Linked DNA regions of Homo sapiens: region 2 is linked to region 1. Evidence: chromatin loops called from intact Hi-C (ENCODE). Cell type or tissue: chondrocyte. All regions are shown on one strand. Links, peaks and the distances in the headings refer to the core of each region. The heading gives the core; the rest is flanking DNA.

Evidence for each region. Hi-C counts contacts between places; a loop is a spot of excess contacts. Peaks named below come from ENCODE experiments on the same cell type or tissue, not always from the same donor. Only the 100,000 strongest peaks of a DNase experiment are listed, where the experiment ranks them.
Region 2: it touches region 1 in a loop (2.3-fold over the local background); 4 of 110 quality-filtered maps call a loop at or near these places.

Annotation. Positions count from the first base shown.
Region 1 is chr11:75,243,375-75,254,168 of GRCh38, reverse strand. It overlaps TPBGL (trophoblast glycoprotein like), which reads right to left. Exons shown (of 1, transcript NM_001195528.2): 1 at 10,465-10,794. Among named protein-coding and RNA genes, the nearest start is that of TPBGL, 8.0 kb to the right of the region's middle. In chondrocyte, for the core only: a CTCF peak has its summit at 5,323 (motif pointing right); DNase peaks (open chromatin) are centred at 5,068 and 5,388.
Region 2 is chr11:74,735,212-74,746,005 of GRCh38, reverse strand. It overlaps the pseudogene RPL36AP38 and the pseudogene RPS12P22. Among named protein-coding and RNA genes, the nearest start is that of RNF169, 8.2 kb to the left of the region's middle. In chondrocyte, for the core only: CTCF peaks have their summits at 5,810 and 6,044 (motif pointing right); no DNase peak of the experiment used is centred there.

The sequences.
Region 1 (10,794 bases), core at 1,697-9,696:
ACAACATTCCTCCCTCAGTAATTGATGGAACAAGAAGACAGAATATTAGTAAGGATATAGAAGACCTGAACAACGATATCAGTTTGACCTAATAGACACTATGGAATATTTCATCTCAAAACAATTGACTATGCATTTTTTTTCAAGTGTACATGGAACATTCCCCAAGAACTATTTTCTGGGAAAAACAACCTTAACAAATTTTAAATAATTTATATATTTTTTATTTTAAATTTTTTTATTTTTCTTTATTGAGACAGGGTCTCACCATGTTGCCCAGCCTGGTTTTGAACTCCTGGGCTCAAGCAATCCTCCTGCCTCAGCCTTGTAAAGTGCTGGGATTACAGGCGTGAGCCACCACACCTGGCCAAATTTAAAAGAATTTAGTAAGTACATTCTTTGGTCACAGCAGAATTAAACTAGAATAACAGAAAATTATCTGGAAAATTTGCAAATATTTGAAACTTAAGCAATTTCTAAATGGGCCAAAGAAGAAATCACAAGGAAATTTATGAAGTGAAATGAAAATAAAAACAAATATCTAAATTTTGGGGTTTGAGCAAAAGCAGTGCTTATCTCAACAGATGCAGAAAGGCACTTGACAAAATTCAACATCTGTTCATGATTTAAAAAAGCAAACCGCTCTTAGAAAACTTTCTTAACCTGATAAAGAGCATCTACAAAAAAACCTACATCTACTAACATAGTTTATGGTGAGAGACTTAATACGTTTCCTCTAAAATTGGGAACAAGGCAAGGATGACTACTCTCACCACTCCTATTTGACATTATACTAGACGTCCTAGCCAGTGCAATAAGACAAGAAAAAGGGAGAAAAGGCCTACTGATTATAAAGAAGAAATAAAATAAGGCCAGGCACAGAGGCTAAATAACTGTAATCCCAGCACTTTGGGAAGCCAAGGCAGGAGGATCACTTCAGCCCAGGAGTTTGAGACCAACCTGGGCAAGATGGCAAGACCCCATCACTACAAAAACATTTAAAAATTAGTCAGGCACCGTGGTGCATGCCTGTAATTCTAGCTACTTGGGAGGCTGAGGTGGGAGGATCCCTCAAGCCCAAGAGTTAGAGGTGGCAGTGAGCTATGATTGCACCACTGCATTGCAGCCTGGCAACAAAGAGAGACCCCCGTCTCTAAAAAAAGAAAATGAAAATGGTTTCTATTCACAGACATCTTGATTATCTACATTAAAAATCCTAAGAAATCTGCAAAAAAATAGCTACTAGAAATAATAACTGAGTTTAGATAGATTGCAGGAAACATGATTAACACACAAAAATCCACTGTACTTCTGTAGAGTAACATGCAACAACTGAAATAGAAATTTAAAAGATGATGCCATTTATAACAGCACCCGAAACTGAAATACTCAGATACAAACCTAACAAAATATGTGCACAATCTCTATGCTGAAAAGTAAAAAGTACTGATGAAAGAAATCAAATAGGCCCAAATAAACTGAGAGCTATACCATGTTCACAGCTAAGAAGATTCAATATTGTTATGTCAATCTTCCTCAAAGTGACAGTAGATTCAATACAATACAAATCAAGACCTCTGTAGGATTTTCTTTTAAAGACATAGAGAAACTGATTCCAAATTTATATAGAAAGGTAAAAAATCTAGAATAGCCAAGCAATTTTTATAAAGAAGAACAAAGTTGAAGGACTCTACTATCTGGTCTGAAGACTTACTAGAAAGCTACAGTAATCAAGACAGTGTGGCAGTGGTGAAAGAATAGACACCTATATCAATGGAACAGAACTGGGAATTCAGAAATAGACCTGCACATAGGTGGTCAATTGATTTTCAACGAAGGCACAAAGGAAATTCAGTTGTTGTTTTCAACAAATGGTTTCGGCAAAGATGGAGAGGGACTAGAACTCTCATACACTGCTAGTGGAAATGCAAAATGGTACAGACACTTTGGAAAACAATGTGGAAGTTTCTTATAATAAATTTGAACATACTCACTATAATATTCAGCAGTTCCACTCTTCAAAGAAAAAGTGGCTGGGTGCAGTAGCTGATGCCTATAATCCAAGCACTTTGGGAGGCCAAAGTGGGAGGATTGCTTGAGCCTAGGAGTTTAAGACCAGCCTAAGCAATATGGTGAGGCCCTGTCTCTACAAAAAAGGAAAAAATTGGCCAGGCATGGTGGTGTATGCCTGTGATCCCAGCTACTCAGGAGACTGAAGAAAGAGGATCGCTTGAGCCCAGGAGTTCAAAGCTGCAGTGAGCTGTGTTTGTACCACCGTACTCCAGCCTGGGCAACAGAGAGAAATCTTTTCTCAAAAGATAAAATAAAATAAAGAAAGAAATAAAAAGTGACATTCCTTCAAAAACCTGTACATGAATGTTTACAGTGGCTATATTCATAGTTGTCAAAAACTGGAAACCACCCAAATGCTCTTCAGCTATTGAATGGATAAATGATTGTACAACCATATGATGGAATACTACGCAGCAATAAAAATGAACAAACTATAATGATACCTACAACATGGATGAGTTTCTACTGCATTATGCTAAGTGAAAGAAGTCAGATTTAAAAGGACAAACATGTATGATTCTACTTATATGACACTGTGTCAAAGGTAAAACGATGGAGACAGAAAACAAAGCAGTAGTTGCCAATGGCTGGACTTGGGGGGAGGGCTGCTATGAAGAGGGATTTTGGGGGGCAATGGAACACTCTATATCTTAATTGTCAAAACTCATAGAACTGTATGCCAAAAAGAGTGGACTTTGTATAAATTTCAATAAAAAGAAATGGAGCAATTTACAGCTCACAACTGCAAACGATATTTACTGGGCATGTACCATTTGTTGGGGCTTCTGCTGGCCCTGAAGACACTAAGATTAAATGAGACAATCCTGGCTGGGTGCAGTGGCTCATTCCTGTAATCCCAGCACTTTGGGAGGCGGAGGTGGGCGGATCACTTGAGGCCAGGAGTTCGAGACCAGCCTTGCCAACAAGGTGAAACCCTGTCTCTACTAAAAATACAAAAATTAGCTGGGCATGGTGGTGGGCGCCTGTAATCCCAGCTACTCTGGAAGCTGAGTCATGAGAATCTCTTAAATCGGGGAGGTGGAGGTTCCAGTGAGCCGAGATTGCGCCACTGCACTCCAGCCTGGGCGATAGAGCGAGACTCAGTCTCAGAAAAAAAAAAAAAAAAAAAAAAAAAAGACAATCCCTTCAGTCAAATTGCTTACAGATTAATTGGGGGATAAGGCATGATGCTAAAGGTTTGGAATTGCTGATGAGGAGTATTGCAGAGGGGGCCTGTTGTGTAGTCACAGCGTGCCATGAGAGCACCTAAGGAGAGGTCTCACATTTAGCCAGAGTGGCCAAGATGAGAAATAGGCAGCTTCCAAGAGGACGAAATGCTTGAACTGAGTTTTTGTTTTTTGTTATTTGTTTTTTGTTTTTTGAGACGGAGTCTCACTCTGTAGCCCAGGATGGAGTGCAGTGGCACAATCTCTGCTCACTGCAACCTCCACCTCCCGGGTTCAAGTGATTCTTCTGCTGAGTAGCTGGGACTACAGGCACACACCCACCATGCCCAGCCAATTTTTGTATTTTTAGTAGAGTCGGGGTTTCACCATGTTGGCCAGGCTGGTCTCGAACTCCTGACCTTAGATGATCCGCTCACCTCGGCCTCCCAAAGTGCTGGGATTACAGGTGTGAGCCACCCCACCTGGTCTTGAACTGAGTTTTTAAGGGTAAAAAGGGAATTAGGTAGGCAAGGAGGGGCTACAGACCTTCCAGGTAGAAGAAACAGCACACAGGGAGGCTCAGGGTGAGACAAGCTGGGGCCTTCAGGCAACTATAACCACATTGGAGTGACAAGAGTGAAGGGAGCTGGAAAAGCTGGCAGGAGATTTGATTAGTGGGTGGAAGTTACAGATAATCAGTTAAAAAAAAAAAAAAGCTTTTTGTTTGTTTGTTTGTTTGTTTGTTTTTTGTAGAGATGAGTTCTTGCTATATCGCCTAGCCTGGTCTCCAACACCTGTCCTCTGATCCTTCTGCTTCAGTCTCCCAAAGTGTTGGGATTACATGTGTGAGCCACTCACTGCACCTGGCCTCAAAGATCTTTGTTTTTATCCAGAAGACAGTGGGACAGGTTTTAGGCAGAGTAAGGAGAGGGATCAGATTCACGCATTTTCACTGCAGTGTGGGCTGCAGTGTGGGACCAGAGAGGGGGGCTGCAGGCTGGGGGAACAGGGAGGAAGCTGGGGCAGGGATGCAGATGAGAGAAGTCCAAGCTGCGACCAGGTGGGGAATGAGTCTAAGGACAGTGTGGGGAGGTGTAGGAGTAGAGTGGCCAGAACTTGCCTTCCACCTGATGTTTGAGTATTTGGTCTCAGCACCTTTGTGCTCGCTGCTGCTTCTGCCTGGATTAACTTTTCCTAGATTCTCTGCATAGCTTGTTCCTTCCCATTCTTCAGGGTAGGTCGCCCTCAGAGGGGTCTTTCATGACTTACCCCACTCAAAGGAGACCTCTCCTTGTCACTCACTCTCACATTACCCTGCTTATTTCCCTCATAAGTATCGTGCTTGTTTATGGTCTAAATAAGAAGAGGGCTCTGGAGCAGAGCCTGAGTTCTAAGCCTAACTTGGCCTCTTATTAGGAGTGTGATCTTGAGCAAATTATTCATCTCTACGTGCCTTAGTTTCCTCATTTGTGAAGTAGGAATAAGAATAACTGCTTCACAGAATTGTCATCAGGACAAGATGGATTAATATATATAAAGTACCTAGAACAATCTCTGGCACATAGTAAATTCTGTATGTGTTAGTTTTTACTATTACTGTTTTATAAGGACAGAGATCTTATTGGTTTTCTTTCTTTTCTTTTTCTTTTTTCTTTTTTTGAGATGGGGTCTCACTCTGCTGCCCAGGCTGGGGTGCAGTGGCATGATCTCGGCTCACTGCAACCTCCACCTCCCAGGCTCATGCAATCCTCCCGTCTCAGCCTCCTAAGTAGGTGGGATTACAGGAGGGCGCCCCTGCGCCCAGCTATTTTTTGCATTTTTTGTAGAGACCGGGGTCTCGCCATGTTGCCCTAGGCTGGTCTCAAACTCCTGAGGTCAAGCAATCCGCCGGCCTCGACCTCCCGAAGTGCTGGGATTAGAGGCCTGAGCCACCACACCCGGCTCTAGTTTTCTTTAAAATTGTATCCTCATCTTCCTAGCACAGTGCTTGGCACACAGCAGGCACTTACATACTTGTTGGATTGTTGACTGAACGAAGAAAGGCACTTTCCCATCTCCACCAGCAGATGACGCATGTATACCAAGAAAAGTTAAAGCTGACTCGGCTCCCACACGGATCGGCCAATAGATGTCGCTGCAGCTCCCTGTGGGGAGGAACCAAGACTAAGCCAGTAGCAGGGGCTGCCCAAACAGAGCCCTGGACAAAGATCCCAAACGCAGGGCCAGAAGTTGTAATTGTATTAAAAAGCCAAAGTTAGCCAGGCGCGGTGGCTCATGCCTGTAATCCCAGCACTTTATGAGGTTGAGACGGGAGGACTGCTTGAGCCCAGCAGTACAAGGTTACAGTGAGCTATGATAACGCCACTGCATTCCCAGCCTGGGTGACAGAGGCCGACCTCATAAATAAATAAACAAATAAATCAGTGCCAAAGTTAAGAGGCTAAGACTAAATTGTGTTTTGCATGACCACATATTCTAAAACTGCATTTTCTTTCTGCTCGCTCACTTTGTAGACAACGGAGTCAGCCATCCTGGGATCTTATATAATCGAAACCCCAGTTTAATGATGGGGGGGTTGTGGGAGTCAAAGGAAGCACCCATTCAACGTGCAGAGGGGTAGGCCACAGAGTCCTGCGTGATGCTTCTTCCTCTGTGTTTTGTATTTCTGTGGGGGCAGGGGCTGGGAGAGCGTTCACAAATCTCTGTGCACCCTGACTGGGGACTTAAAGTGACTGGGTCTGGCCTCTGTCCTGTGGGAGCTTCTGGTCTGGTGCAGACAAGAGGCAAGGAAACCAGTCCGTAGAAAGAAAGCTCTGGGTGGTACAGCAGTAGGAGAAAGACAGCGGGGTCATAAAGACTGGGGGACTCCTGGGCTGTCTTGAGTGCTCCCTGTGTTGGGGAAGGCATCCTAGACAGAGGGTACTGTGTGAGCAAAGGCACAGGGCATGGAAGAGCTGGGCCCTATTACTAACATCCCCATAGTTTGGTGCAGCTGGAAAATAGGGTTCAAAGAAGGGGAGTGTATTCGTTATTTATTGCTGGTAGATTTGCTGGTCTTGTCTAGCAGTCTAGTACTTTTTCTTTTCTCTCCAGGTCTTGTCAAAAGTCATTGAAGTCCAGGGCCCAGCATCTTGGTACAGTCCTAGTTCTTCTTCTTCTTCTTCTTTTTTTTTGAGACAGACTTTTGCTCTTGTTGCTCAGGCTAGAGTGCAATGGCACAATCTCGGCTCACTGCAACCTCCCCTCCAGGGTTCAAGCGATTCTCTTGCCTCAGCCTCCCGAGTGGGCATGTGCCACCACGCCCAGCTAATTTTTTGTATTTTTAGTAAAGACGGGGTTTCACCATGTTGGTCAGGCTGGTCTTGAACTCCGGACCTCAGGTGATCCACCCACCTCGGCCTCCCAAAATGCTAGGATTACAGGCGTGAGCCACTGCACCCAGCCAGTCCTAGTTTATTCTTGCTCCAATGTAATGATTAATAGTGGCCCCTTTCACTCCCGAGTTTGCCAGCTTGGATGATCCCCTAAGTTAGGGGCCTCCCTGGGATCCCTGTGCTTCCATGATCACAGTGTCCTGTGTGTGTGGTCACCATCTTGATCGAGAACAGGAGCAGGATCTGGTTCATCCAGGTGAGCCTCATGCTCAGATGATAGAAGCTCAGGAAGAATGAGTTTAATGCCTGGGACCTCAGAGCCTGGAGGTCCAGACAAGCCCCTTTCTCCTCTCAGGGAGGGGAGACATAACTCCCAGCAGGGCCGCTGCCTGCAAGATGCTGGCATGGGGCTCCTGAGGCCTGTCCGGAGCCGCTGACAGAGGCTGAAGAGTCCTTCCAACCCTCTACGGCTCACTTTCTTATTTTCATCTTCAGGCTACCTCAGGCTTGGGACTGGCTCCTGGATGCACTGACAGGGTGGAGATAGCAAGTTAGGAGGCGGGGTGGCTCTGCCAGACGCTCAGACCCAGGGCAGAGCAGGGGTAGCCCTGGGGCATCCTGGGCTCGGGATCTGCTCCTGACAATCTGTGTGACCTGGACGAGCTCCTGCATACTCTTGGCCTCAGTTTCCCCACCCATCCAATGAAGGGTTAGTTGAGGGTCTGCATGGGCCTGGCCAGCTCCTGGCAAATCGCCCTGTGACAGTGCTGAGGGAAGCAGGTGGGGGTGGTGAGGCAGGGGTGAAGGGTGGAGGGGGGACTCAGAAGGCAGCCAAGTGTATTATTAGCACAGGAATATTAACTGCCCCCGTCACTTCTCCCAGTCTGGGAAAGGCCATACCCATAAATTAGGGCCGAGAGTCTGCCAGGCAGCGGCTTAATGAAGAAGGAGATGGACTTCAGGGAGAGCAGGCAGTGCCTTTAGAGGTCACAAGTCCAGCCCCAGCCTGGACAGAAGGAACCCGGAGCCAGAGGCAGGCAGGGGTGTCCGAGGCCACAGTGTCAGGCTGGGCCAGGAAGGCAGGGGCTGGTTCTGCTGTGGTCACTGCTGAATCCCCAGACCCTGGCACATAGTAGGGTCTCAACTGGTATTTCTGGCTAAGGACTAGGTGACATGACAAGTCAGGTGCTGAGTTCAGACTCAAACCCAGTCCTCTCGACTCTAGCTAGGTCCTCCCTGGTTCCCAGCCCAGGTCTGAGGGTGTGAGTAGGTGAGGGGGCTTGGAAGCAAAAGGCTTCTCAAGGAGACGTCTTTGAAAGGCAATTTCACAGTGTTTTTGAGGTCACAGAACCTGGGAAGTCTGCCACATTTCTCCAGGTGTGCAGCTGGCTTCACATCTCCCACGTTTCTGACAGTCATACACACCTGTCCTCTCCTCTCCTGTTCTTTACCATGCCTGCTCCTTAAGGGGACATCCTAGAGGTAGATTTCTTCCTCTGTCATTTGGCTTCTGCAGGCAGGCCCCAGGCCTCTGGGCCTCTGCTCACCTCACACTCCAACAGCACTCCCAGTGTGTGATCAGAGGAGGAGGCTGGCCATTTAGTGGGGTCCTGGCACTTCTGAGAAAGAGTCTGGAGTGGATGGTGTCAGGGAGTCTGGGCAGGGCCAGTCGGCTGCTCCATCTCACTTTTTACTGCAAGGCTTCTCCGGGCTCCCCTCCCCTTCCCTTCTCTCACTGCCCTCATCTGGCCATGGTGTTGGTTTGATTCCTCTCTGTGTCTCCAGTGCCCAGCATGAGGCCAGGCACAAAAAGGATGGGCAGAAGGAAGGAACAACCAGGCTTTACAAGCAGGAGGCACAGTGCAGTTGCCTGTGCCCCCATCACACCTCTCTACCTTCCTGACTCTTCCTTCAAGGGCAGAGGTCCCTCTAGCGCTTCCCAGTGGAGAATGTGGTGAATGTAGTAGATCCATTCTACCCCATACGCATCCTCCTACCTACCCCCAGCCATTGCTGGCCTTCAATCCTCAGGCTAATGAGATCTTCCTGCCTCCAGACCTTTGCAGAAGTTGGTACTTCTGATCTTTCTCTGTTCAGCAAACTTCTACTCATCCGTCAAAACCCAGTTCAAATGTGACTTCCTCTAAGAAGTCTGTCTAGGTGGGGTCAGGGCTCTTACTCTGAGCTCTCATTATTTCCTGGGATTTCTTTTCTCCAGATCTTGATTAAATGTGATTCCTTCCCTGGATTGTTAGCTTTTCTAGGACTGGCAGAGTTGCATTCAGTAAGGGCTGAGTGAATGGCTGGGTTTGTAGAAGAGGTGAAGCTGGCGGCCCTGAACCTTGATAGCCCCATAAGGCTATAGGCCACTGACAGACAGCAAGGAGGATGGCAGCCCAGAAAAGACATTTAATGGGGATCAGTGAATGGTACTAACGTTAAACACCAACTGGCACACAGTAGACACTCAATTTGTTGATTTTTGATGACTATTGATTTGATACTTAGCAGTAGCTCTCACATACATCGTTGGAACTGGAGAGATCTACAGATTTACAGATCACCTCCTCAGTTCCAAGGACATGCTCTCTGCTAATGTAGCTTAAGACTACAGTAAGTCCTGGCAAGTGAAACTGCAATTAGCTATGGGTTGTCAGCAAAAATCTTTGAGGTTTTATGAGAGCTACTGCTAAACTAAGTATTAAATCAATAGTTATCAAAAATCAACTAACAAGCTCTAACTTGCGTTAGAGAGACCATCACTATATTGTCCTGGGGGACTGCGGGGCACCCTTTGGAGGTCATTGACAGAGGGGAATGTGTCAAGAGGACTTAATACTTTCTCATGAGGAATGACTTGGAGAAGGGGTAGAGAGCGTGCCGGGAAAAGACAAGGAGCCCCATGCACGGTCTCTGACTTGTGAAGAGCTGTCCTGGGCTGAGGGGTGCTCCTGGCCCCATGGCAAAGCTGGGGCTGTCAGAGTCCCAGGCAGGCTCCTCAGACACTGAAAGGAAGGGAGGGAGGGAGCCTCCCATCACGAGATGATGCCTCCTGTTGAGACAGCTTAGGAGGCTTCCCACATTACCTCTGCAGTCCTTTTCAATAGTTAGAAGGCACACATTCTAGAATTATGTGGCCCTGAAATTAGAAAATGCCAGAATTCTAGGCTTCTGCCCTATGGTTCTAGGGCTCTGTGACCCTGAATGCAAAACAATCCAGCCTGGGGACCTGGAGGCCCTCCTGGCCCTCCGGTCCCCTGGCTTCACATATCTCAAGGAGTCATTTCATCCACACTCCCCACACGCAGCCTCTCACATACCCAACACGCAGGTCTTACCCTCTGGCCAGGAGAGTGTGAAGTGACACAGGACATAAAGGAGTATCAGATAATAATTCATTAGAGGGGATGATCCCAAAGCAGCAAACAATCCCTCTTTCCTGTCTGAATTAACTCCTCATTCTCTGTAGCTGGATTTCCTCCCGGATGGTCTTGGCTGAGGCTAATGTTTCTTAGTCTAACTCCATCCCCATCCTGAAGATGAGGAACGGGAGGGAAGAGGATGTAGAGGAAGTGTCGAATCCCACTTTGGCTGTGCATAACCCCTCCTCCGATGATAGAAAGCAGGCTGGCTTGGGGAACAATGTCATCCCAATGGGAAGTCCCTCCATGTATCTAACCTTAATCCTGCTATGTGCAATCAGAACCCATTTCTCCTCCCACAGTCTGGGAGAACGCATCAAGGGTCACTGCCCCACCAAAAAGAAGTCCAAAATGCCCTCCCAAGAGTCCCCTCCCACCCCCATCAGTACTCCAAGGTCAGCAGGAATGATACGGCACCACTAACAAGAGTAGAGTATCTGAGATTATTGCAGACTTTATAGAAAACTGCTCAAGGGAGATCCAGATTTTCTGGGTATGGGGAGGGCAGGCAGGCCTCAAGCCAATATATTAAAGGAAGGTGACTTCCTGTGTGCAGACGCAGCACAGGCCAGCCATTCTGCCTGATCTAGAGGGTGGGGAGTCAGGGAGAGGGGGTCCTCTCCCCCACTCACCAATTGTGCTTTGGGATCATGGAGAAGGCAAGGTGCTGAGCTTCTGACCCTGAACCAGGAGGGCTTGTGCCTGAGGCAGGAGGAAAGACCTACTTCTCTTTCAGAAGATACACGGGGTGAGGTGGTG
Region 2 (10,794 bases), core at 1,254-9,253, 510 kb after region 1:
AAGCTGCCAAAGTCTTAGACAAGCGCCAAGCCCATCTTTGTGTGCTTGCATCCAACTGTGATGAGCCTATGTATGTCAAGTTGGTGGAGGCCCTTTGTGCTGAACACCAAATCAACCTAATTAAGGTTGATGACAACAAGAAACTAGGAGAATGGGTAGGCCTCTGTAAAATTGACAGAGAGGGGAAACCCCATAAAGTGGTTGGTTACAGTTGTGTAGTAGTTAAGGACTATGGCAAGGAGTCTCAGGCCAAGGATGTCATCGAAGAGTATTTCAAATGCAAGAAATGAAGAAATAAATCTTTGGCTCACAAAAAAAAAAAAAAAAAAAAAAAAGAAAGTCATCAGTTCTCAACCTGGGACACACCTCAGAAACACCTGTATATATCAAGGTCCCACCTCAGATCTAGTGAACCCAGAAACCCAGGTGGGGGATACCAGGCTGTGTATTTTTTTTTTTAGTGCCATAAGAATTCTAATGAATACTCCTAGGTAAGACCACTACAATAGATAAATTCAAAGGACCATTCCAGCACTAACATTGTAGAAGTCCAACTTCCAATTTCCAGCCTCTTCTCTCCTCTATGCCATTGCTGAGTAATCTTACTAAAAGCAATAGTGGTGACAGAGAGCAAGGCACACCTAAGAAATCTGGAGAGCCACTCACTATGTGGGAAGCTAATAACAATGAGGATGATTCTAAAGTTTCAAGCCTAGCAGCCTGGGATTGTGATGAAAATTGAAAACTGACAAAAATGCATCCAAACCTCTTTCCTTCCTTCCCTCCTTCCTTCCTTCCTTCCTTTCTTTCTCTCTTTTTTTTTTTTTTTTTTTTTTTTTTGAGACAGGGTCTCATTCTTTTGCCCAGGCTGGAGGGCAGTAAGCAATCACGGCTCACTGCAACCTCTGCCTCCCAGGCTCAAGCAATCCTCTCACCGCAGCCTCCTGAGTAGCTGGGACTACAGGCACATAACACCACACCCAGGTAACTTTTATATTTTTTATAGAGACAGAGTTTCACCATGTTGCTCAGGCTGGTCTTGAACTCTTAAGCCCAAGTGATCTACCTGCCTCGGCCTCTCAAAGTGCTGGGATTACAGGCATGAGCTACCGTGCCTGGCCCAAACCTCCTTTCTATTTAGGGAATTCCCCATTCTATATAGTATTGATGAGGCTAGGGAAGCTGAACCTGAAGGGATATTCTTCTCCCTGCCCCCTAACAGTTAGGACGTGACACATGACCCAGGCTCAGCCACCTGGCCACTATTCTCTGAGCTTGGCATCTTCAGCAAGTGACATGAAAACATAGAGACAATTTTAGAATTATTCATAGCAACAGAGACAGTAGGTATGCAACAGCAGTGGGGCCCTGGTGGGGTTTGAGGGGGGTGGCCCTGCCATGATGAGGGTGGCCATGCCAGGCTGTACCTGAGACACAGACTTGGCTGTGGTTCCCGTTGCCGAGCCTGCCTAGGTTACAGCCCATTTTCCATATCCGATGCTGCAGTTTTCCTGTCAACTCTTTGTATCCTTTCAGTAAATTTCATTTTTTCTTAAATGACTCACAGTCTCTGTTGTTTACATCAAAGTACTCTAACTGAGACATTAGCTTGTTGTTTTTGAAGTGTCGCCTAAAAATGGTTGTCAAGGGTGCTTGGTAGATTATAAAATGATACAAGAAGCTTAAGCCAACAGCCTAGAGTAGAACAAGCCCAAATAGCTTTTCTCTAAGGCCCCACCTGCACCACAGACCACCATGGGAAGAAGGATTCACAGACTCCCTTTAATGCACGATGCCAACTGGAACAAATGGCAGTGCAGCCCCAGGTACCAATGCTTCCCCTCCAGCTGCTTTCTGAGGATTGCATTGCTGTCAGAATTCCCTACCATCCTTCTCATAGCACCTCTACCCAGATAGCTCTGCATGGTTCCACCCCACCACTACCCCTTCCTCACTCCTCATCCACATCACTACAAAACTTCCCTCTAGCTGATGGCTCCAGCTTCTCCTTGCTGGACTGAAAGACTCAGATATGAGCAAGGCCATTCAGCCTAGTTCCAGGTGGAGACAAGGCTGTTTCTTCCTGCAAGCCCAAGACCTCTCCTTCCAGCTTAAGTGCTGCTGAGTCCATCCTGAGACCTTACACATCTAAAAAGGAGAAGGCTAAGCCCCTCAGACCACACCAGTGCCACCTGTCCTCTTTGGATAGCATCTTCTTCCTGTGCTCTTCCTCCCTCAAGTCAGATCTCCCCCTGAGATTTGGCCCCTTCCATTTTGCTTTAAAGATTCTTGCTACCTTCTTACTTTTATTCATCTTCAGTTCCTTCCCTTTTGTTTCAGAGGAAGAAGTAATTCTTTTTTTTTTTTTTTTTTTTTTTTTTTTTTTTGAGACAGAGTTTCGCTCTGTCGCCCAGGCTGGAGTGCAGTGGCGCGATCTCGGCTCACTGCAAGCTCTGCCTCCCGGGTTCATGCCATTCTCCTGCCTCAGCCTCCCGAGTAGCTGGGACTACAGGTGCCCGCCACCATGTCCGGCTAATTTTTTGTATTTTTAGTAGAGATGGGGTTTCACTGTGTTAGCCAGGATAGTCTCCATCTCCTGACCTCCACCTGCCTCGGCCTCCCAAAGTGCTGGGATTACAGGCGTGAGCCACTGCGCCCGGCCTAGGTAATTCTTTTGCAAATCTAATCCCTCCATCTGTGTTTGTCATGTCATCTGCCCAGCCTCCTCCAGACTCTTTCCAAACACTCTATGAATACAAATAAGACTTGGTCCTTGCCCCCTCAAAGTCAAAACCTAACAGAAGGGCAAAAGTAGAAAAAAATATAGCAGAAAACAGAAGAGTTATAGAAGAATTGCAAGGGCTACAACAGACATAAACAGAATGCCATGGAAGCAGGGAGCAAAGGTGAGAGGAAGTTCAGGAGATTTCACAGAAGAGGGGACATTTGAGCTCGTTTTTAAAGACTGAGGGAAGGAAGTTCACCACATGGATACAACGGAAAGCAGAGAGAAAATAAGAGCCAAGGCACAAAGGCATAAAAGTTTGGGACCTGTGTGGGACTGACAAAGAATTTGATGTGGCTAGAACATCAGGTTGGAGATGAGACTAGAAAACTGGAGAAGAAAAGAAACTAGAATTTATTGAGCAACTACCACGTGCCAAGTGTCATGCTAAGCAACCATATACCTCTCTCATTTAAACCTAAAGTAATTGAAAGATTTAATATTTGGCCCAAGGGATTGGTACATATGGATTTTTGTTTTGGTTTTGTTTGTTTGTTTGAGATGGAGTCTTGCTCTGTTACGCAGGCTAGAGTGCAGTGGCACAATCTTGGTTCACTGTAACTTCCACCTCCTGGGTTCAAACAAGTCTCCTGCCTCAGCCTCCTGAGTAGCTGGGACTACAGGCATGCACCACCACACCTGGCTAATTTTTTTTTTTTTTTTTGTATTTTTGTAGAGACGGGGTTTCACCATGTTAGCCAGCCTGCTCGTCTCAAACTCCTGACCTCAAGTGATCCACTCTCCTTGGCCTCCTGAAGTGCTGGGATTACAGGCGTGAGCCACTATGCCTAGCCTGGATTTGTATTCTATAAGGATAAATCTCGATTCTATAATTATCAGTGAATAACAAAAAGAATCTAAGCAGGCTTCATCCCACCCCCAGAGTTGAGATATTACTGGAGAAAGTATGGTGCAGCTAATGTTCATTCATTCATTCATTCATTCATTCAACAAATATCTATTGAGCACCTACTATGTGGCAGGATTATGTAAGTGCTAAGAATTCAGCAGCAAACACGGAAGACAAAGTCTAGATGCTGACCAGTTTGAGCAGGAACAGCATTAGGTACAGTGTTTGACATATTCCAGCTGCTGTGGAATGAATGAATGTTATCGCCTTAGTTACACTTTTATGTTTAGTGACTTTCAAAGTACTCATTGTCAGAAAAATATTCTAACTAACAAAAAAGCACATTGGTGGGGCAAAATAGTTCTTTAATTTCTTTCTTTTTTTTTTTTTTTTTTTGAGACGGAGTCTTGCTCTGTCACCCAGGCTGGAGTGCAATGGCGCCATCTCAGCTCACTGCAAGCTCCACCTCCCAGGTTCACACTATTCTCCTGCCTCAGCCTCCCGAGTAGCTGTGACTACAGGCGCCCACCACCATGCCCAGCTAATTTTTCTGTATTTTTAGTAGAGAAGGGGTTTCACCGTATTAGCCAGGATGGTCTTGATCTCCTGACCTCATGATCCGCCGGCTTTGGCCTCCCAAAGTGCTGGGATTACAGGCGTGAGCCACCATGCCTGGCCTCTTTAATTGCTTTACATTTTCCCTCCAGATGCCTATAAATCCACTTAGAATTGGCAACTAGTCTTACTCCTCTCTGCACCTCCCTCTCCTCGCCTCAGTCTTTCTTCCTCTTTTCCCTGCACTCAGGGCCCCTATTCTTGTTCCTCTAGGCTCTGGCCCCAAGTTCCAAGCAATTAGTTTCCTCTTTGATTTAGTTGTTTTTAATTTTTTTTCTTTTTGAGACGAAGTCTAGCTCTATCACCCAGGCTGGAGTTCAGTGGCATGATCTTGGCTCACTGCAACCTCCGCCTCCTGGGTTCAAGCGATTCTTCTGCCTCAGCCTCCTGAATAGCTGGGACTACAGGTGCGTGCCCCCACGCCAGGCTAATTTTTTGTGTTTTTAGTAGAGACAGGGTTTCACCACATTGACTAGGCTGGTCTCAAACTCCTGACCTCGTGATCTGCCCACCTTGGCCTCCCAAAGTGCTGGGATTACAGGCATGAGCCACCATGCCCAGCTGTTTTTTAAATTTTAATTGACAAATAGAAATTGTATATATTTATAGTGTAGAGTTGTTCTTTTTGTTTTTTAAGAGGATAGAGGTGGCTTTAAGAAATCCTTTAGGTTCACAACCCAAATGTCCATCAATGATAGACTGGATTAAGAAAATGTGGCATATATACACCATGGAATACTATGCAGCCATAAAAAAGGATAAGTTCATGTCCTTTGTAGGGACATGGATGAAGCTGGAAACCATCATTCTGAGCAAACTATCGCAAGGACAGAAAACCAAACACCACATGTTCTCACTCACAGTTGGGAATTGAACAATGAGAACACTTGGACACAGGGTGGGGAACATCACACACCGGGGCCTGTCGTGGGGTGGGGGGCTGGGAGAGGGATAGCATTAGGAGATATACCTAATGTAAATGACAAGTTAACAGGTGCAGCACACCAACATGGCACATGTATACATATGTAACAAACCTGCACGTTGTGCACATGTACCCTAGAGCTTAAAGTATAATAATAAAAAAAGATGAGAATTAATTATCATTAAAAAATTTTTTAAAAAAGAAATCCCTTAGGTTCAAGATATAGAGAATAAGAGGGAAAAGAAATGGGCAAATGGCCTTACCCAACTGCACTCAGAGTGAAATATCTAAAAGACAAAACTTTCTCTGCTAGTATTGCTCACCTTTTATAGCGTAAATCACATTTCTTATTCTCACAGAGTCTCTATTTTCCCAGTCTCATCAAAGATATCCTACTACCTTCACTTTGGTCCAAGTCTCCAAGAAGGAGTGGGTCATGGACCTGTCCCAGGAAAAGAATGAGAAGAGTGAAAACCTCTTCTTGTCATAAATAAATAGACGAATAGTTACATTGAGCAGAATGGAGGATTTGCCTCAGAAGAGAGCACTGTGATTGCAGCAGAAGAAAAAGTCAGGGGAGCTACAAAATAGCCTCTCAGAGATTGACTTTGTCTACTTTGGAAAGAAACGGGAGAGATGGGTTCAGCTGGAGGCTGAGAACAGAAAGCATGATCTCCCAAGTTCCTTTGTCCTGAAGGAAGACAGGCTTCTATACCAATCTACTAGTGATCAACGAGAAACCTGATGGGTTCTGCACTAGAATGGTCATCGTCCCACTGTTCTTTGTTTACTTGGCTCTGTGTTCTGCAATCCCATCCCTGGGAAATGCCTGCAGGCGTCTCCTAGGTCTGCGATGTTGCTCAGTTTGACCACCAGGGGGCAAACTGAGCCTACGCGGTCTCCTCCACCCAGTTTCCAAACTCCAGAATCAGAATGTCAGAGCTATAACTGGCTTTAAAAAACCATCCAAGGCTTCTAATCAAACCTTTTTGTTTCAAGAGAAGAAAACCAAGGTCTAAAGAGGGGAAATAATTTGCCAAAGCCACATAGTGAGTGACTAGTAAAGTAGAAACTAGAAAACAAATCTTTTGACTCACTACTCCAGTTCTACACATGTTCCACACCAAGCTTTCTCCAGTCTCATATTTAATTCTAGAATACATCGAGTTTTAATGCTATATCTCTATGAAAAGATTCTCTCCCAATTAGATTGTAAGAACTTGGGGCAAGGGACCATGTTCTGACCAACATTGTACATCTTCTCCTCTAGCACACTCTTCTGCAAGGCAACCTGTATGCCCAATACAAAAAGGAAGATTTCAACAAATATTGTTAAACTGCTATATGGCAAGTCCAATAATGGTTCCTGATAACACAGAGATGAAATATACCATCTCTGCCCTCATGATACTCCCTATCTAGGGAGGGAGACAGATACAACAACACCTATAATTTAAGAGATGAGCATTTAACAGTGATGTAGAAAAGGCAATATGGAGGCACAGAAGAGGAAGTGACTATGTACCTGGATGAAATACAGAATTAGGTCCTAAAGGAAGAATGAGAACTCATCAGAGAAGGGAAATGGGAATTACAAATAGAAAGAATAGCAGAATAAGCCAACACAAGGAGGCATGGAGGCATGTGTTCAGTGAAAATGACTCTGAGTAGCTACACACAGTATAGATAAGAAGTTGGACTGAAGCAGAGGAGGAGGAGTAAATAAGACTAAAAAGGAAGTCCGAGGTCAGCTGTAAAGTTGCTATTCATTTATTCAGTCATTCAACAACGTTAAATACTCCCATGTGCCGTGCAGTGCTGTTATTGATAATGATGGTGGTGAGATGATAATAAAAGTAAGGGGAATAATAATGATGATGAAAATACTAATGTGGGTGAATTCCAAGGATTTGGGGTCTTGAATCTAGGGTTCATTACTCATATGAATCAGATAACACAGATAAATATTCCATCCTCCATTTCTTTTCTTTCTTTTTTAAATTCATTTTCTATATCAATAGCACACCTACAAACATGGTGAACATTCCTAAAACCTGCCAGACTTTCCGTAAGAAGTGAGGCAAGCACCAACCCCACAAACTGACGCAGTACAAGAAGGGTAAGGATCCACTGTATGTCCAGGGAAAGCAGCATTATAACAAGAAGCAGAGTGGCTAGGGTGGGCAGACTAAGCCAATTTTCCAGAAAAAGGTTAAAACCACAAAAAAGACTGTGCTGAGCCTTGAGTGCATTGAGCCCAATTGCAGAGCTAAGAGAAGGCTGACTATTAAGAGATGCAAGCATTTTAAACTGGCGGGAGATAGGAAGAAAAGGGCCAAGTGACCTAGTTCAAAGCTTCATCTTTTTTTTAATTGTGAAGACAATAAAATATTGAAGTTAGGTTCACACACACATACAAAAAAATCTGTTATGTATTAGGCATTGTTCCAGGAGCTAGGGATATAGCAGTGATCAAAAATTAAAGTCCACAGCCAGACGCAGTGTCTCACACCTGTGGTCCCAGCACTTTGGGATGTCAAGACAGAAGGATGGCTTGAGCCCAGGAGTTTGAGACCAGACTGAGCAACATAGCGAGATGCTGTCTTTGTCTTTAAAAAAAAAAAAAAATAGAAAATAAAACAAAAAAAATTAAAGTCTAGGCTGTTGCAGAGCTTTTGTGCTCATGAGGGAGACAGATAATATACAAGTGAAAAATATGTTTCAGAGAATGATAAGAAAGGAAAGAAAACAAGGCAATAAGATAGAAAATTACTCAAAAGCAGGCATCATTACATAGATTGGACCAGGGAAACATCACTAAAGAAGTGACATTTGAGCTGAATGAAGTATTATCTGTAGAAAAGGTTGAGGGAAGAGCATTCCAAGCAGGAGAACTAGCAAGGGCAAAATCCCTGAGGAGGGACCAGGCAGCTTGATGTATCCCAGGGACAGAAAGAAGGCCCGTGTACTAGAGCATAGTGAGCACAGGGAGAGTGGTCTGAAGTCAGAGTGTAGACAGGGCCAGGGCATGGAAGGCTTTACATATTTGGCAAATGATTTGGATTTTATTCTTATTTATTTATTTAGAGACAGTGCCTTGCTCTGTTGTCCAGGCTGGAATACAGTGGTGCGATGTTGGCTCACTGCAGCCTCCACCTCCCAGGCTCAATCAATCCTCCCACCTCAGCCTCCAGAGCAGCTAGGACTACAGGCTTGTGCCACTACGCTTGGCTAATTTTTTAATTTTTTGTAGAAATGAGATCTCATGATGTTGGCCAGGCTGGTCACAAACTCCTGGACTCAAGTGATCCTCCCACCTTGGCCTCCCAAAGTGCTGGGATTACAGGTGTGAGCCACTGCACCCACCCTTTGGATTTTATTCTAAGTGCAATGGAGAGGTTTTAAGCAAAGAAGGGACTTCACTAATTTACTTTTCTTTTCTTTCTTTTTTTTTTTTTTTTTTTTCAGAGATGGGGTCTCACCCTGTCATCCGGGCTGGAGTGCAGTGGTGCAATCATGGCTCACTGCAGCCTTGACCTCCCAGGCTCAAGCAATACTCCTGCCTCAGCCTCCCAGGTAGCTGGGACTACAGGTACACACCATCATGCCCAGCTAATTTTTAAGTTTTTTGTAGGGACAGGGTCTCATTTTGTTGCCCAGGCTGGTCTCAAACTCCTGGGCTCAAGCAATCCTCCCACCTCAGCCTCCCAAAGTGCTGGGATTACAGGCATGACATATGACGCCTGGCCTGATTTACATTTTTAAAAGATAATTCTAGTGGCTCTTCATTCCCACCTTTAGGTGGACACAGTGCCTGCCACCTTCCAACTGCGTGACCCAAGTTGTATGGCACTGTTTTCTGGTGCTCTAACTGCATCCTCACAGACCTATTGAAAGAAGTCTCTGAGAACAAACTGCTTTTCTAAAGTCCCCTGAATGTGGAGGAGGTGAGAGAACAAGGTCCACTCTCTTTGATACTTGGTAAGTGAGGATGCCCCAGTAGAGGAGGCCTCTGGCCAGTGGCAGGGCTTAAGACTCTAGAAGAATGATGATCCCACTCCATGTCTTCTGCTGAAGACACCATGTCCCCACTCAGTTTTCCTCATGAGGGCTCTCTGACATTAAGGGCTATGTGTTCCCCATTCTGGTTTCCTGATACTTCCTCCTCTTGCTGTGTACAGATTGTCCTGGGAACAGAGGGCTCAATGAGGGAGAAAAAAGACTTGGGAATATTCACATAGCCATATGGAAACCTATGTAAATACGGATGAGCCTCACTTTAAGAAGATCCATTCACTCACATAGATACTGATCGAGCACCCACAATGCATCAGGCACTATTTCAGGTGCTGAGGATTCATTCATCCATTCTACAGACATTTTTATTTAGGCCAACTATATGCACAACATCTGGAGAGCCAAATAAATACAAAAATGATAGTAGGTTCTAAATAAATGTTTGTTATATAGGTGAGTAACTGACCCAGTTGAGGGGTGAGAGTAGGGTAGGAATTGTTCACAAATAAATTAACTGTGAAGGTCCTTTAAATAAGACTTTCCTCCTAATGTAAATAAATTGGACTCAGCTTTATTTATTTATTTATTTATTTATTTATTTATTTAAATGGTATAGGGTTTCACAATGTTGCCCAGGCTGGTCTCAAAGTGATCCTCCCACGTCAGCCTCCAGAGAAGCTGGGACTACAGACATGCCACCACCACTGGCTGAACTCAGCTTTAAAGAGGCTATTTGTTCATTGCATTTCAGCACCTAATCATGTAAAAGCAGCGTACTAGAGGGGGCTTTTACCAGCTAAGGAGAGCCAGGGGTTAAATTTTCAGAAATGTTGCAAGCTGGTTATTGAACACAATCATTCCTAAAAATTAAATAACATAACGTATAATTAAATAAGTTACACTTAAAACAGAGGTAATAAAAACTGAGTCATCACTTCCTAATTACTACTCTCAATGTTCTTGAGGTTATTTACATCTACTATGTCGATAGGGAGGAAATACTGTATAACGGTATTTCACTGTGCCTCTCTTCTCCACTGCGCTTTCAGTGATGTCACATTGGTAGCATGAATTGGCCACAGTGGGAGTATTTACACCACAGACATTGGCAACTGTAAAAAACAACACTTTTTTTCCCCTGGAGAACCAGTTGTTAAACATTTACCAGCACACCACTGGTGTAGAGTCTCTATTATGTAATCTTCTTGTGGTGAATCTTCTTTTAGAATCTTATGGACAGAATTAAGCGGACTAGGCTAAGTCTCTCCTTGACACTGATCCCTATGATCCTTATCGCTATGGTAATTTTACATAATTAAGCAACCTGTGGCGGAGGAGGTGGCCTTTTAGTCACAAATAGCATGTCACATGAGGACTGTTTGAAGGAACTAGGATATTATTCAACAAACCTTTATTTAGCAGCAAATATGTGCAAAGCTGTGTGTTGAAGGCTAGGGAAGATATTAAATAGTAGTCTATGTTCTCAAAGAACTCACTATAGAGGAGGTGACACAAAACCTATTGAAAATACAATGTAGTAAGTGCTATAACAAAGAAGTATGGAGCAGAACGGAGCTAACTCAGAGACCAGCAAAGAGGATT